Linked DNA regions of Homo sapiens: regions 1 and 2 are each linked to region 3. Evidence: chromatin contacts called from ENCODE Hi-C or POLR2A ChIA-PET data. All regions are on one chromosome and are shown on one strand. Each heading gives the region's core, a stretch centred on a gene start or an enhancer-like site at or near the end of the contact. The rest is flanking DNA. Distances are from core to core; before and after follow the strand shown.

The links. Hi-C counts contacts between places; a loop is a spot of excess contacts on that map. ChIA-PET counts read pairs that join two places held with the same protein, here RNA polymerase II (POLR2A). Pooled maps may share reads with other maps.
Region 1: a loop to region 3 is called in a map of CD8-positive, alpha-beta T cell, with 35 times the contacts of the local background. The contact joins the promoter of TMEM192 here to the promoter of RAPGEF2 in region 3. A Hi-C loop is called at or near these places in 3 of 168 maps with a recorded cell type or tissue (CD4-positive, alpha-beta memory T cell, CD8-positive, alpha-beta T cell and naive thymus-derived CD4-positive, alpha-beta T cell) and 11 of 50 pooled maps.
Region 2: a loop to region 3 is called in a map of ascending aorta, with 6 times the contacts of the local background. The contact joins the promoter of MIR4453HG here to the promoter of RAPGEF2 in region 3. A Hi-C loop is called at or near these places in 1 of 168 maps with a recorded cell type or tissue (ascending aorta) and 8 of 50 pooled maps. POLR2A ChIA-PET finds 5 or more read pairs at or near these places in 1 of 52 experiments (GM10248).

The regions. Positions count from the first base shown.
Region 1 is chr4:165,111,610-165,116,430 of GRCh38, forward strand. TMEM192 (transmembrane protein 192) reads right to left here and starts at 1,251. Exons shown (of 6, transcript NM_001100389.2): 1 at 1,138-1,251. The coding sequence starts at 1,164. RefSeq lists enhancers at 527-766, 1,547-1,606 and silencers at 797-1,056, 1,225-1,423.
Region 2 is chr4:152,534,937-152,539,639 of GRCh38, forward strand. It overlaps MIR4453HG (MIR4453 host gene), which reads left to right and starts at 1,328. Exons shown (of 1, transcript NR_033797.2): 1 at 1,328-4,327. It overlaps FBXW7 (F-box and WD repeat domain containing 7), which reads right to left and starts at 1,156. Exons shown (of 14, transcript NM_001349798.2): 1 at 191-1,156; 2 at 5-97. MIR4453 (microRNA 4453) reads left to right here and starts at 1,492; the gene lies at 1,492-1,580. RefSeq lists a silencer at 192-981 and enhancers at 851-1,386, 1,092-1,451.
Region 3 is chr4:159,099,299-159,104,331 of GRCh38, forward strand. RAPGEF2 (Rap guanine nucleotide exchange factor 2) reads left to right here and starts at 3,781. Exons shown (of 30, transcript NM_001394067.2): 1 at 3,781-4,933. The coding sequence starts at 4,865. RefSeq lists an enhancer at 2,931-3,622 and silencers at 3,271-3,810, 3,941-4,160, 4,201-4,490, 4,239-4,533, 4,501-4,920.

The sequences.
Region 1 (4,821 bases), core at 1-2,500, 6.0 Mb after region 3:
ATTTTGCTTTAAATATATATGAGTCTCAAATCTACTTACAGGTCTTACAGTTAATTTTCCATTTTCTCAACTGGAAAAAATAGAAAATTTTAGTTTCATTAGAAATTGTTTGGTCTTTATTTCATCAAGATTATTTAACTGGTTACTGCACAAGAATCTAAGCTACCGTAATGCTGGAACTGTTTCATGTTTCTCTTCCTTTTCCTGATGCAGTTCATTCAGTGATAGGATCACAGTAATATTCCTACTAATTTATTAACCCAAATTAGTGCTTTACAGTAACTGTCAACTTTGCATTTCTCAAGAGCAAAAATTTTATTACTTGCCAGTGGAAAATCCAGTTAACTCTCAGCATACATACATGTTTCTCCTAAAAACACCTTACGATACTGAAGCAAAGAAATAAGATTTTTGTAATTATGCTACCATTCTGTACTATACACGCTGTAAACTAGGCCACTGGTTTTTTGTTTTTTTGTTTTTGTTTTTGTTTTGGTAATCTGGTTTGAATCTATCAAAGATTTAAAAACCTTTGTATTCCTACCATGCTAGATTCAAAACAACACATGACACTTTTTCTCTCGTGTGGGTTTCCAGGCCATGATAGCGACAGGTCTGCGGGACGCTGGCGCCCGGCCCGAGCGTCGTTGTCACTCCAAGTCCACAGCCTCTAGAGCCAAGGCAAGGGACCTCACCAGGAAGGGAGATTCGCCCCCTGTGCCCCTGGGACGTCCGAGCGGAACCCATCGGCCCGGCTCCCGGAGACTCGCGGGGAGGAAGGGCTGTCAGGCCAGGCGCGCATCACGTGAAGCTGCCAGTTCCGGGATCAAAGACGTACCCCGCACGTGGGCTGGGCGCCAGCCTGGGACCCCCGGGGGCCGCGCGCCCACCGCCCAGGAGCCCACCCCAGCCTCCACTGGGAAAATTAGCCCGGAGCCAACGTGTCGCGGATCCCACAGCCGCCTGGAGCCCTCCCAAAGCCCCGCGCCCAGGCCTCCCCGGGCACAGGCGGCGCCCCCTTCGGCCGCGGCCGCAGTCGCCAAGGGTGGCTTCCCTCTCTGAGTCTCCGCCCCGTGCGCCCCGGCACAAGAAAAAGCGGATTCCGGGGCCAACCGCCCGCCGCCTCCGTGCACTCACGTCCTCCATCCTGCCCCCCGCCGCCATTTCCCGACGCCGGAGGCCGAAGCCCTGGCCAGCCCGGCCTCTCCACCTGGACCTGTAAGCCTCTGGCCGCGAAACTCGCCACCTTCTGGGACCTGCCAGGCCCCTCCCCAGACACACCCCCTCCTGCGTCCGCCCCGCCTCCGGCTGGCCCGATCCCCGCCCCCTTAGCTCCGATTGGCTGAGATGGTGGGAGGGGTGTGCCGGCCCAGAAGACCTGGACTGTGGGCGGTGGCTACCGCCTGAACCACCTCGGTTCCTGGGGCTTCTGGCCGCAGCCCCTCGGTGCGCTCTTACCCAGAGACTTGAGCATTTAAGGATGCCTTCCTAGTCCAAGAATTTAACTATTTTCGGGCTCCACTTGCATATTTTAAGAACATTAACTTTTTTCGGTCTTGCCTGGTTGTTTGCAGACACAGCTCTACGCCTAGGTAGAACCAGCGGTAAAATCCTACTCCGCCAGCAGAGGGACAGGAGCAGAATAAAGATTCCAATTTCCATGACATATTTACAGATTTCTCCAATGGGAAACAAAGCAGTTCGGAATGCTTACGGCGTTCGTTTATTAAGACAGAGTCTCGCTCTGTCGCCCACGCTGGAGTGCCCTAGCACGACCTCGGCTCACTGCAGCCTCGAATTCTTGGCCTCCTGGCCAGTTCTCCCACCTCAGCCTCTCAAAGTACTGAGATTACAGGCGTGAGCCACTGGGCCCTTGTTTCTTTTAAAATTGAATTTCAAAAAGAGAAAAAACTTCAATGACATTTTCTAAAAAGCTCATGATTGTAAAAATGTAAGCAAACAAGGAAAGAAATTTTCTGTTACCAGCTCCCGGAGAGAACTTTGATATCAGTTAGAATATATACACTCATACATTTTTTTGGTGGGGCGGCGGAGACGGAGTCTCGCTCTGTCGCCCAGGCTGGAATGCAGTGGTGCAATCTCGGCTCCCAGGTTCAAGCCATTCTCCTGCCTCAGCCCCCTGAGTAGCTAGGATTACAGGCGCGTGCCACCAAGCCTGGCTATTTTTGTATTTTAGTAGAGACAGGGTTTAGCCATGTTGGTCAGGCTGGTCTGGAACTCCTGAGGTCAGGTGACTCGCCCGCCTCGGCCTCCCAAAGTGCTGGGATTACAAGTTTAGCCACCGCGTCTTGCCCACTTTCATACATTCTAATGCTTATTTGTACATTGAGTATAGTGTGATCCAGTTTAGGATGTGTGAGATAAAACTACGCAAATGTTAGTGAAGGAAGAGATGGTGTAAGACTCCACGTGATCTTCTTTTTTCTTTTTCTTTTTTTTCTCGTAGAGACAAGGTCTCACTATGTTGCCCAGGCTGGTCTCATAATCCTGAGATTCTATGAATTATTTATCACAAGCCTTTTCTAGACGTGCAAATTTTCTTCTCTGCATTTTATTTTGAAAATTTTCAAGCCTACAGAAATGTTGAAAGATTAATACAATGAACATCCATGTACCCCTCACACTTGATTCATTAGTTGTTCATTTTTTGTCTTGGTTGCTCTGTGTGTGGGTGTGTGTGTTCACATACTTTTTTTTTTTTTTTTTTTTTTGAGATGGAGTCCCGCTCTGTCGCCAGGCTGGATGGAGTGCAGTGGCGCGATCTCGGCTCACTGCAAGCTCCGCGTCCCGGGTTCACGCCATTCTCCTGCCTCAGGCTCCCCAGGGTCTGGGACTACAGGCGCCCGCCACCACACCCAGCTAATTTTTGTATTTTTAGTAGAGACGGGGTTTCACTGTGTTAGCCAGGATGGTCTCGATCTCCTGACCTTGTGATCCGCCTGCCTTGGCCTCCCAAAGTGCTGGGATTACAGGTGTGAGCCACCGTGCCTGGCCATTTTTTAACTGAACTACTTGAAAGTAAATTGAAGACAATATGAAGCTTCATTCCTAGATACTTTGTTGCCTAAAATAAGGATATTTTATATTTTCTTTCATAACCACAATATCAATATTACACACAACTAATAGTAATTCCATGTTTACTAATAACCAATCTATGGCAAAAATTTTCTAAGTTGTTTCCAAAATGTCTTTTTTAGCTGCTTTTTTTGTTTTATTTTGTTTTGTTTTGTTTTTGAGATGGAGTCTTGCTATGTTGCCCAGGCTGGATTCACACTCCTGAGTTCAAGCAATCCTCCCACCTCAGCCTCCCAAGTAGCTTGGATAACAGGCATACACCACTGTGCCTGGCCCAGCTGCTGTTTTTTCTTTTTCAGTAACCAGAATCCAATCAAGGTTCACACATTTCATTTCATTATTATGTCAAGACATGCTTTTCTGTTGTTGTTTTCGACACAGGATCTCACTCTGTTAACCAGGCTGGAGCACAGGGGCGCTATCATAGCTCACTGCAGCCTCAACCTCCTGGGCTCAAACAATCCTCCCTCTTCAGCCTCCCAAGCATCTGGGACTATATGTTCACACATCCATACCAGGCTTATTTTTAAGATTTTTCTTTTTGTGAAGATGGGACTTTGTTATGTTGCCCACGCTGGTCTCAAAACTCCTGGTCTCAAGCCACCCTCCCGCCTCAGTCTCCCAAAGTACAGGGATTACAGGTGTGAGCCACTGCACCTAGCCAAGACATGTACTTTCACAGGGACAGCACACTGGTTAAGACCAGGGCTCCAGAATTAGTCATGGAGGTTTGAGTTCTGCATCTTACCAAGCATGTGATATTGGGCACTTAGCTTAAGTTCTTAGGAGCTGACTGGGCAAGGTGGCTCATGCCTATGGCCCCTAGCATGTTGAGACACCAAGGCAGGAGGATTGTTTGGTGCCTGGAGTACGGGACTAGCCTGGGCAACATGGTGAGTCTCTGTCTCTACAAAAGATTAGAACATTAGCTAGGTGTGGTGACGTGCACCTGTAGTAGCAGCTACTTTGGAGGCTGAGGTGGGGAAGTTTTAGTTTCCCTTTTACAGAAATTTTCTTTCCTTTTGTTTTGTTTTGTTTTGTTTTGAGATAGAGTTTCACTCTTGTCGCTCAGGCTGGTGTGCAATGGCGTGATCTTGGCTCAGTGCAACCTCTGCCTCCCAGATTCAAGTCATTCTCCTGCCTCAGCCTCCCAAGTAGCTGAGATTACAGGCGTCAGCCACCATGCCTGGCTAATTTTTGCATTTTTAGTAGAGACAGCGTTTCACCATGTTGGCCAGGCTGGTCTTGAACTCCTGACCTCAAGTGATCTGCCCACCTCAGCCTCCCAAAGTGCTGGGATTACAGGCGTGAGCCACTGTGCCCAGCCAGAGATTTTCTATTAAATAAAATAATGCATGTAATGCTCTTTATACAATGTTGTCTCTACAAAGCACTAAGCAAATGTTAGTCATTTTTTGTCTAAATCAGATTTATTAAGGCATTATTAACATACATAATCATTTTTGTTTGTTTTTTGTTTGTAAAGACAGAGTCTCACTATAGGCTGGTCTTGAACTCCTGGTCTCAAGTGATTCTTCTGCCTCGGCTTCCCAAAGTGCTGGGATTACAGGCAAGAGCCACCATGCCAGACCCATTGTTTTAATAATATATTAAAAATATGTTCTCAGCCCATATAATGCTCTAATGACTGTTAAAGCAATTTATATAAGCATAGCCCTGTAAATAAGTTATATTTAAAAAGTATCTGACACTTCATTTTTG
Region 2 (4,703 bases), core at 78-2,577, 6.6 Mb before region 3:
TCACACTTTTAGAAAAGAGCCGCGGCGCCGAGAAAGTGGGTTGGTTCCCTTCCTCCTTCGGACTGAAGCGGCAGCTGCGGAAGGCTCCGGCGCGGTACTGAGGAAGAAGCGGTGCTCGTGTCGCTAAACCAGGCGGCAACCCGGGTCTCTTCCGCGCTGCCAGGGGAGGGGAGGCGGCGGCCCCGCTTACCTCCTCTTTTCCTCTTCCTGGGTCTTTTCAGGCTGCGGCTTCTGCCCGTCCAGGGCCACTTCTCCCGGGACAGTCAGGTTTGGGAGACTCCGGATTTTGTTTTTGTAAAGTTTCCTCTGGGTGGAGGCTGCGGCCGGCCCCCCGGGTCCCCCCCGGCCCCGCCGCCCTCGGGACTGGGGCGGGGGAGGGGGGCTCTAGGAACTCCTCCCGGAGTCCAGCCAAGGAGCCGGGGGGCCGGCGACTGGCCAAGGGAGAAGACCCCCGGAGGGGGCTGAGGGGAGGGGGAAGGTGAGGAAAGGACGGCGGCGTCGGTCCTGTTCTCTCCGCCGCCCCAGCCGCCGCTTCACATCGGGGTCCCCGCCCCCCCGGCCGGGGGGTGGTTGCCGAGCTTGGTTGGGGCCCCGGTTCATACACTCCGGGGCAAGATGCTACGGCCCCGGGCGGGTGGCCGAGTCGGCGGCAAGGCGAGGGACCCGGCCGGCTCCGCTCGGCGCCGCCCCCGCTCCCGGCTCCCGCATGTGTCGCTGCGGCTGGGACCCCCCTCCCTACACCTTGGGGGTCTCGCCCCACGCCCCACGGGACGAGGCAGAAGCTCTGGCGCCTCCTCAGCGTTCTCTCACCGCGGAGCAGCTACCCACTCCCGGCCCGTGGTAGCCGCCTCCCTGCCCCCCAAGCCGCCGGCTCCGGCTCAGGCTCGGGCTCCGGCTCTGGCTCCGGCTCCGGCGTGTGCAGCCGCCGCTGCCGGCCGGGAAGGTGAGGGGGGGAAAGGAGTGCGGCCGCGGCTCCCGCTGGCCCAGGTGAGAGCGAAGGTCTCGGCGGCGGCCAGTGCAGGGGGACTGGATCTCTCGGATGCTCCTTCGCTCTCAGTCTCAGCGGCGGCGGCGGCGGCAGCGGCAGCGGCAGCGCCCGGAGCTCAGCTCGCTGTCTCCCTCGCTCTGTGCGGGGCTCTCGCCTCACTCCAGAGAGAGGGGCGGGAGGAGAGCGGCGCCTGCCGATGACGCAAGTCACCTAGCAACCGCTCTCTTCCCCCTCCCTCTTCTTTCCGCTCTGAGGCTTCCTCCGCTGGCCTTTTTCCCCCTTCCAGCCACCCCGCCCTGGGCGCCTCTGGCGCGCTCTGATGACGCTCCAAGGGAAGAGGAAGTGGGGATCGGCGAGCGGGTGGGTGCGCCTCGGGCCGCGGGACTCGCAGCCGCCACCGCCGCTGCCGCCTCTACGGCCGCGTCAGAACTGAAGAGAGGAAGGGGAGGAGCCGAGTCGAGCCTAAGCTGCCGCCCGATCTTACCCCTGACCCGAGGGCGGCCTGGAGAGCTTGGTCTGTAGCGGTTTCCTTCGGGGCAGGTGGGGACTGCTCCTTTGGGAGGAAGGAGGAGGCCCAGGCCGCGTCTTCAGGCAGCTGCGCGCACCACCCGAAGGTGAGGCATTTGGCCCCAAACAGACCCTCGAAAAGCCGGACTGATCGAGGAGTTACCCTACAGCCTGATCTGCACCTGCTCCAGGGAGAGAGCGCCCCACCCTTCCCGTGGCGTGGGGTGAGACCCAGCGTTGGATAACGTGTGGTCGGGCCGAGCAAATGTTTGATGAATGAATGAATGAATGAATGCCTCTCTCACGTGGCACTCGTGAAGCTCAGAGGATATGGTGGAAGTGCAAGCGCTTTGTAAACTGCAGTGCATTGTAAAAATGAGTTGTAATACATTCCTCCCCTCCCCCTAGCCATGAAAGGAAACAGGGGTGCGGCTTGAGTACAGAGTCACAACCTGAGTCTTTAGTGGAAAAGGAGACGAAATGCCGAGCAAGGGAAGGGACCCATCCTCGCGCAGATTGTTAGGGCGGCGGGAAGGGAGGATTGGAAGGGAGCCATCCTCTGGGAGATTGCTGAAGGATTTTTGACTGTCAGGGGAAGAATTTAATAGTCCCTCACTTTTACGAATGGTTCTTTCTTACGGTTTGGAGCTTTCGAGAGCTTCTGGTCTTGGTTCATCAGTGTACGTTGTCATCAAGAAATGTTGGCCTGTTTCAGGTCTGACTCAAAGGTTATTTTCTTTCTAAAATAAGTGTTATTACTATTATGCAGCTTTTCCTACAGATGTTATCCTGGAAAGGAAAGTTAAGTAGAAACTCATGAAGTTTAAAGTGTAGTTCTCTAGGAAAACAAATTTAAGATAAAAGGACCAGAATCCTCAGAAATCTGTCTTCAGTGAATAGTATGAGAAAAAGATTAAAGCAGCAGCAATGATGAAAGCAGATTCCACAATTCTGTCCCTGGACCCTAGTACACTCTACCTCCTTGGGAAGCAGTAGTAATGGATTTTACAAGTCTTTCCACCTGGAGGAGGGGGTAAGGTAGGAGCAAGTGTATTATAGACAAATGTGGGAAGCTCTGGGTTTCTCCCACTACTGCCACTACCATCTGCAAACAGTAAACTAAGGAAACTTTTAACTGGGTAAATCCAAGGGCTCGTGTTCATTAAAATGCTGCGGGAAAGGTGGTGAGAGGGGCAAAGGAGGATGTGGCAAAACCAAGGAGAGACTCACAGACTAGCACCTGACCCTACTGCCCTTGACCTGAAGTTCCAAGAGCCAGGTTAAATATCCTGCTTAAATTACCCTGGATTTTTCTGTCTTTACGTGACCAATCCCCTGCTACAGCCTTCCAAATAAGACTCACAGGTAATCAGACCAACAAGTGATGGTCTCACATGGCTACAAAATAAATATTTTTTGTTTTTCCCCCTCTTCCTATCTTACAACAGGGGAATGGTGGAAATTAAAGGAGTAAAACACACAGATTTAGGGGATTTTGTGAAGCTAAACACCTCAGAGAGTTTAACCTTTGTAGGCTTTGAAGGAAAAGAGTGCAAACATCAGAGTTCTGCAGCCCAGCAGAGAACACCTCCAGTTAAGTGTGTACCACATAGGGTTTTTCAGCAGCGTGATCTTCTGTTTTCATTGTCAGTGGCTCCACCTTACAACCTCAGTGCTGAGGAACAGAAGGGCACTCAGGAGAGCCTGAGCCACTTACTTAGAAAGTATTTAATAACAGCACACTAAGCTTACTGGGCTAGATACCCACCTCAGCACCCAGCTTGATAACAGGAGGAAACAGCTGGAACTGGAGACTGGAGAGAAGGAAGTTCATACATTTCCAACTTGGTCTGCATCTCTTTAGTTCCTTGTATTGCTTATTAATCCAGAGGAGAAAACAGCTAGTTAATTAAAAATTCCAAAAAATCTGAAGTTTTAGCTAATAGTTACTTCCCTGGTTCATCAATTTAAGATAAGGATCTAAATACTGTGTTAAAATATAGAAAAACGGAGACTCTTATAAGGTTTTTGACCTCTACACTTGAAAGTGAGCTCTTACAAGAAACTAATCAGTGTTTCGTTATTCCATATCAGTGGCTTTTACTGTCAAAGATTGTGTAAGCTAAATTATCTGGCAAAATTTTGCTTTCCAGAAATACTATCTATATTAATTTTAACATTTTTATTGTGAAATATAGTTTAAATACATAAAGCAATTATATAGTATAAGTGATTATAAAGGAAACCACCATGTAACCAATCAACCAGGTCAAGAAATGGAATATTTCCAGCAACTCAGAAGTTCCCCTCCCTGCCATGACCTTCCCGAACACAACTCTTTCCCTCCCTCCTAAGTGTAGTCATTATTCTAACATTTGTGATAATCATTTCCCTGCTTTTCTTTGTCGCTTTGTCGCAAGCATGCATCCCTAAACAATATATTGTTTAGTCTCACTCTTTCTTTTGAACTTTATGTAACTGGAACAATATAATATGTAATCTGTTGTTCTTGCTGCTTTTGCTCAACATTGTTTTTAATTCATATGTTGTTCAGGTTGTTCCTATAGCTGTAATTTGTGCATTTTCATTGCTGCATATTACAGTGTCCCATTATAACAATATGTGACAATATGTTTAGCCATTCTATTGCTGATGGACATCTGGGTTGTTTCCAGTTTAGGATTGTTATAAATGCTAATGTGAACATTCTTCATATATGTATTCCATCACATCTACGTCAGTTTCTGTATAACATATACCTGGGAGTGTAATATGTATCATAAACTTGAATAAATAATGCCAAGTTCTTTTCTAGAGGGTTACACAGTCACACTAGGTATATATGAGTCCCATTGCTCCACACCTTCACAACACTTGACATTATTGGTCTTTTTGGTTTTGCCAGTCTGGTGGGTGTATGGTAATATATCATTGTGGTTTTAACTGTCATTTCTCTGATTACTGATGCTGTTGAGGACCTTCTTGTATACAACTAGCTATTTGGATTTACATTTTTGTGGCGCGTTAGTATCTTTTCAATGTCTAAGTCTCTGAGATGCCCAACTTTTCAATATCCTTTCATAGTCCACATTTGAACAGGTAAAGTAATGTTATGGGATGTTTAGGGTGTCGCTTTTCTGGCCAGAAACCTCTGTAGCCTGTGGCGCCTTTGCACAAGTCTTGCTCAGGCCCACTGGGCTCATTCCAC
Region 3 (5,033 bases), core at 2,531-5,030:
CACTTAGATGTGTAGGCTGGGTTGTCCTTGTCCTTTTTTTTTTTTTTTTGAGATGGAGTCTCACTCTGTCACCCAGGCTGGAGTGCAGTGGCTTGATCTCAGCTAACTGCAAGCAACCTCCACCTCCCAGGTAAAAGCAAATTTTCTGCCTCAGCCTCCTGAATAACTGGGACTATAGGCACACGCCACCACGCCAGGCTAATTCTTGTATTTTTAGTGGAGACAGGGTTTCACCATATTGGTCAGGCTGGTCTGGAACTCCTGACCTCGCGATCTGCCCACCTCGGCCTCCCAAAGTACTGGAATTAGTACAGGCATGAGCCACCGCACTAGCTGGGTTGTCCTCTTATGTGTGAGCCTTTCCATGGGATAGGATGAAGCTGAGATGGAAAGAAAAGGGGATTCCAGTTGCAGACCAGATACCAGTACTCCCTGCAGTAGTACTCAGTACTCCCCCAGTTAATTTGTAGCTTTTAGTATTTATGATAGAGTATATGGATCCCCATTTGTTAGCTGGCTCCAGAACTTTCTAAAGTTAAAGGCAGTCCGGGAACTAGGACAAGTCATGTAGCCTATTTTAGTGTCAGTTCTTCATCTGTAAATAAGATAACACTGTCCCACTAGCCTCAGAGAGTTGCAATGATGAGAATAATCTTAAATATAACTACCATTTATTGAGTATATACTGTTGTTAAACCACTATGCAAGGCACTTTGCATGTATTATCTTGGATCGTCACAAATCTTCAGGGTATGCAACTTTTTCTTTTTTTGTGACAGGGTCTTGCTCTGTTACCCAGGCTGGAGTGCCATGGTGTGATCATAGCTCACTGCAACCTTGAACTCCGGGGCTCAAGATAACCTCCCACCTCAGCCTCCTGAGTAGCTAGGACTGCAAGTGCACCCCACCATGCCCCGCTCCTTTTTTTTTTTTAAGTTTTTGTGCAGCCAGTGGTCTTGCTATGTTGACCAGGCTGGTCTTGAACTCCTGGCCTCAAGCTATCCTCCTGGTTCAGCCTCCCAAAGTGCTGGGATTACAGGTGTAAGCCACTTTGCCTGGCCAGACTATTCAATTTGTACTCTCTTTTTATAAAACAGAAAACAGGCTCAGAGAGGTTAAGTTTCCTCTCCCAGTTTTCTCCCCGCAACCAGGGACACAAGTGAGATAATGTATGTAAAAATCTCATACAAATACAAGGTAACATGAACTACTTCATGTATCCATTTAATACCTATTTGTTGGCTGCCTGTCTTGTGTTGAGGATATAGCAGTAAATAAAAGGGACAAACATCCCTGACTTAGAAGCTTACATTACAGTGGAGGGATAAAACAATAAATAAAATAAATAAGTATAGATGGTTCTCAATTTACGATGGTCAATAAATTGACTTTCGATTTTTCCACTTTATAATGGGTTTATCAGGGTATTAAATGCATTTCTGACTTACAATATTTGCGACTTACAATGGTTTCTCAGGATGTAACCCCATCCTAAGTGGGCAAGCACCTGTACAATATACAGTATGTTAGGTGGTAAGTAAAGCGACGAAGATAACCAGAGTGTATGGAGTTACAGGGAAGGTGACATTCAAATGAAGATATGATGACAATGAGGAACAACATTCTATATTTTGGTTGTTGTGTGTGTGCATTTTTCTTTTTGTTTTTTGTTTTTGTGGGTGCAAGTGGGGTGGGGAGAGGGGGAGAGATAATCCAGGCAGTAGAGGGAACAGCAGATGGAAAGGTCATGAGACTGGAATTTGCTGTTTCAGAAACAACATGGAGGCTAATGTGCTTGGGAACAGAATAGTAGAAGAGGTCAGAGAGATAAAGGTCCATAGGATATTCAGGCCATGGTAAGACTTTGGCTTTTACCTTGAGTGGTATGAGGAGCTAAGCAGAGGAATGATTTGAGAAGGAGTGAAAAGAATTCACACTTTGGCTGCTGTGTTGGAAATGAACTGTATGGCAAGCAAGGTTAGAAAGAGGGGGACCAGGTGGGTGGTTATGACAAAGTGCTGGCCAGACATGATGCTGGATTGCACCAGGGTCATGGCAGTAGAAGTGGTAGATAAAGGTTAGAGTTCAGATATGGCATTCTGGAGGTTGAGCTGACGATTTTTACTGACACTTTTGAGGTATAACAGAAAGAAAGGAGTCAAGGAAGTCAACGTTTTCACCCAGGAAGTGAGAATGGTGTAGATGTGATTAACAGAGGATGGGGAAGGCTGTGGGTGTCTGAGACAGGAGATCTGGAGCCTGGTTTGCACATGTGAATTCTGAGATGTCTATTAGACACCAGGTGGAGATGTCAGTTATATTTTTTCACTTCATTGGGTTTGAATTCTTTTATCTGCCTCTCTCCTTTTTTCAGAGCTGTATTGGCACTTATTCATGTTCCTTTGCTTTCAAGGTAGTGGCCTATGTCATAGAGAATTTGATGTTGGCGCTCAACTAAGAGGTGAAAGAGAAATATAGAGAAGCAGTTCCAGCAAGAGTAATATAAAAAGGTCTACAGATACAATTTGTAACTCAGATTCCCTTTCACAAGGTTGGGCAGGGACAGTCCCTTTGCTAGGAAGTCACACAAGCTGTTTAGTGCACACAGGTGACTTAAGGAACCCCAAAATGTTAGCTGACAATCTATTCCAAGTGTTTAAACTAGATGTTGAAAATCATGTTTGAAAAGTTCAACGCAGTAGCTCATACATAAAACTCATTGTGTCTATAGATATCAAAATAAGAACTTGTGGGGGGTGGGGGCAAACAAAAATAAATCCCTGGGACCAGAACAGCAGAGTGGTCCCCGATGCTTGGGCTGACCTTAACACACCTCTACGTGGCCGGGGCAAGGAGTGGGGGGGAGCTGAGGGAATCAGCAGGAGCGGTGACATCTTGAAGGACGAGGTATTGTTTCTGCACCATGTGGGTCCGGTTTGGAAATTTGAGCATCTAGAGGAGGAGGCTTGTTCTGTCCAAGGCAAAGCCAGACCTACCAATAAATGTTTCTGATTATGTCACAGAACTTGCCATCCTGGTCTGTCGCTAAGGAGTGATCAACTTTAAATCTGGAGTGTTTGTTGGTCTAGGGGTGGTAGTGGGTCTGGTGTTGAAACCTCTCTGCCTAATTTCGTGGTCATTTTACTGTCTGAGGTGCCAGAGTGGGCTTGGAAAGCAGGGGAGGGTGCAGCAAATTACAAATAAGCAAAATAAATCCTAAGAGGATTTATCGCCACAGAAGCAACTCGGACGCAACTCTTGGGCTCAAAAAGAATGCCCAGTACAGCCCGGGCTGGTGGGCCGGTCTTTTGCCCAAGGTTAGCTTTCAGCCCCTGGGCGGCGGCGTGGCGCCAGGAGCGGGCGGGGAGCAGCGACCCGACGCGGCTGGGTCTCCTAGTAGGGCGCGTCGGGTGTGGGGAGGGGGCGCGGCGTGAGACAGTGGGGGACACTGCGTGAGGAAAGCCCTGCGCTTCTCTCCGGGGCACCAGGACTTGCGCCCCCTCTTCGGGTCCAGGCCGCGCGCGGGACCCGACAGCCCGGCCGAGGGCTCCGCGACCCACTTGCGGCCAGAGCGCTGCTCACCTGGGCGCCGCCGAAGGTGCCGCTCAGACGCGAGGGCGCGGCCGCTGGCGGGCGGGGAGCGGGGAGGCGGGACCCGGCGCGACGGGGCTGCCCCGCCCCCCGATGATGCGGCGGCCGCCGACTCGCCCCCACGCTGTCACTCATTCCTCACCATGGTTGCAGCACAAAGCAACAAGCCCCAGAGGCCGCTTCCTCCCTGAGGAGCGGCTCCGGCGGCCGGAGAAGGCGCAGGAGGAGGAAGAGGCGGAGGAAGAGGAGGGGAATCGCCGCTTCCCAAACACTCTCTCCGAGGGGGCTGTGCGCGGCTCTCGGCTTTCGGCCCTCGGACGCCCGCGCCGGGAGTCCGAACCCGGGCTGTCCGCGGCCCCCTCTTCCCCCTCCTCCGCCCCGCGCAGACGAGGAACAAAGTTGCCGAGAGCGACTGGGCCGGAGGGCTGCAGCCCGGGCCGGGTGCTCTGGCCGCGGCGGCGCCGGCGCCGGGGCAGCTCCGCTCCGGGCGCGCTGATGGGGGGAGGCGGCGGCGGCGGAGCCCACAGCGGCGGCCCGAGCAGCAGAGGCGGCGGCGGCGGCGGCTGGGCGGCCCGAGGGGATGCAGCAGCAGTCGGGAGGGACGGCCGAGCCCAGTAGACAGAGACCAGGAGCGGCGGCCGAGGCGATCGGGCTTCGCAGCGCCCGGACCTGAGCCAGACCCACCTGGTCCGTCCTCCCGACCGGCGGCCGAGGCGCCCGAGGACTGGGGACGCGGAAGATCCAAGTGATTCTCGGAGACCCCTGGGCGGCGGCTGCGCAAGCCCCTGAGAGGAGGGGGCGACCCTCAGCGCCGTGGGGGAGGAGGCTCCGCCTGCCCACAGCCCTCCCCACTGCCACTCGTACCTCCCTAAAAATAACTCGGGCCCGCTGGGGCCAGGAGGAGCCGCCACTGTCCCCCGAGTGGAGCCGGGGAGGCGTGTCGAGCCAGGGCCGGAGGAAGCCGGCGGAGCGGCGAGGAAGAGGAGGAGGAGGAGGAAGGGGAGTTCCGCCTGCGGGCCGCATCGCACGGCAGCCTAGGGGCGCCGCGACCCTCCCGGCTGCGTCCAGCCCCTCGCGCCTGTACCGCGCTCTCGGCCGCCGGGCCCAGCCGAGCCGCCCCCCCGCGGGCCCCGCGCCGCCGCCGCCGCGGTTTGGCTGATTAGTCGCGGGCGGGCGGGCGGGCGCAGCGCGCAGGGCGGAGGCAGCAGCGGCGCTGGGCCGGGAGGAGGCCGGCCAGGGTGCGGAGCGGCCCCGGCCCGCTCCCAGAGGGGAGATGGCGTCCTACGTAGATAACAGCTTCCGCCAGGCGGTGATGAAGAATCCCCCCGAAAGGACCCCCCAGGTGAGAACGCGGCGGCCGCCTGCCCTTGGCCGGATTTCTGCCTCGCAGGCTGCGTCTTCCCCTGTCCCCCCACCTCCTTCCTGACACAGTTCGCCCCGAG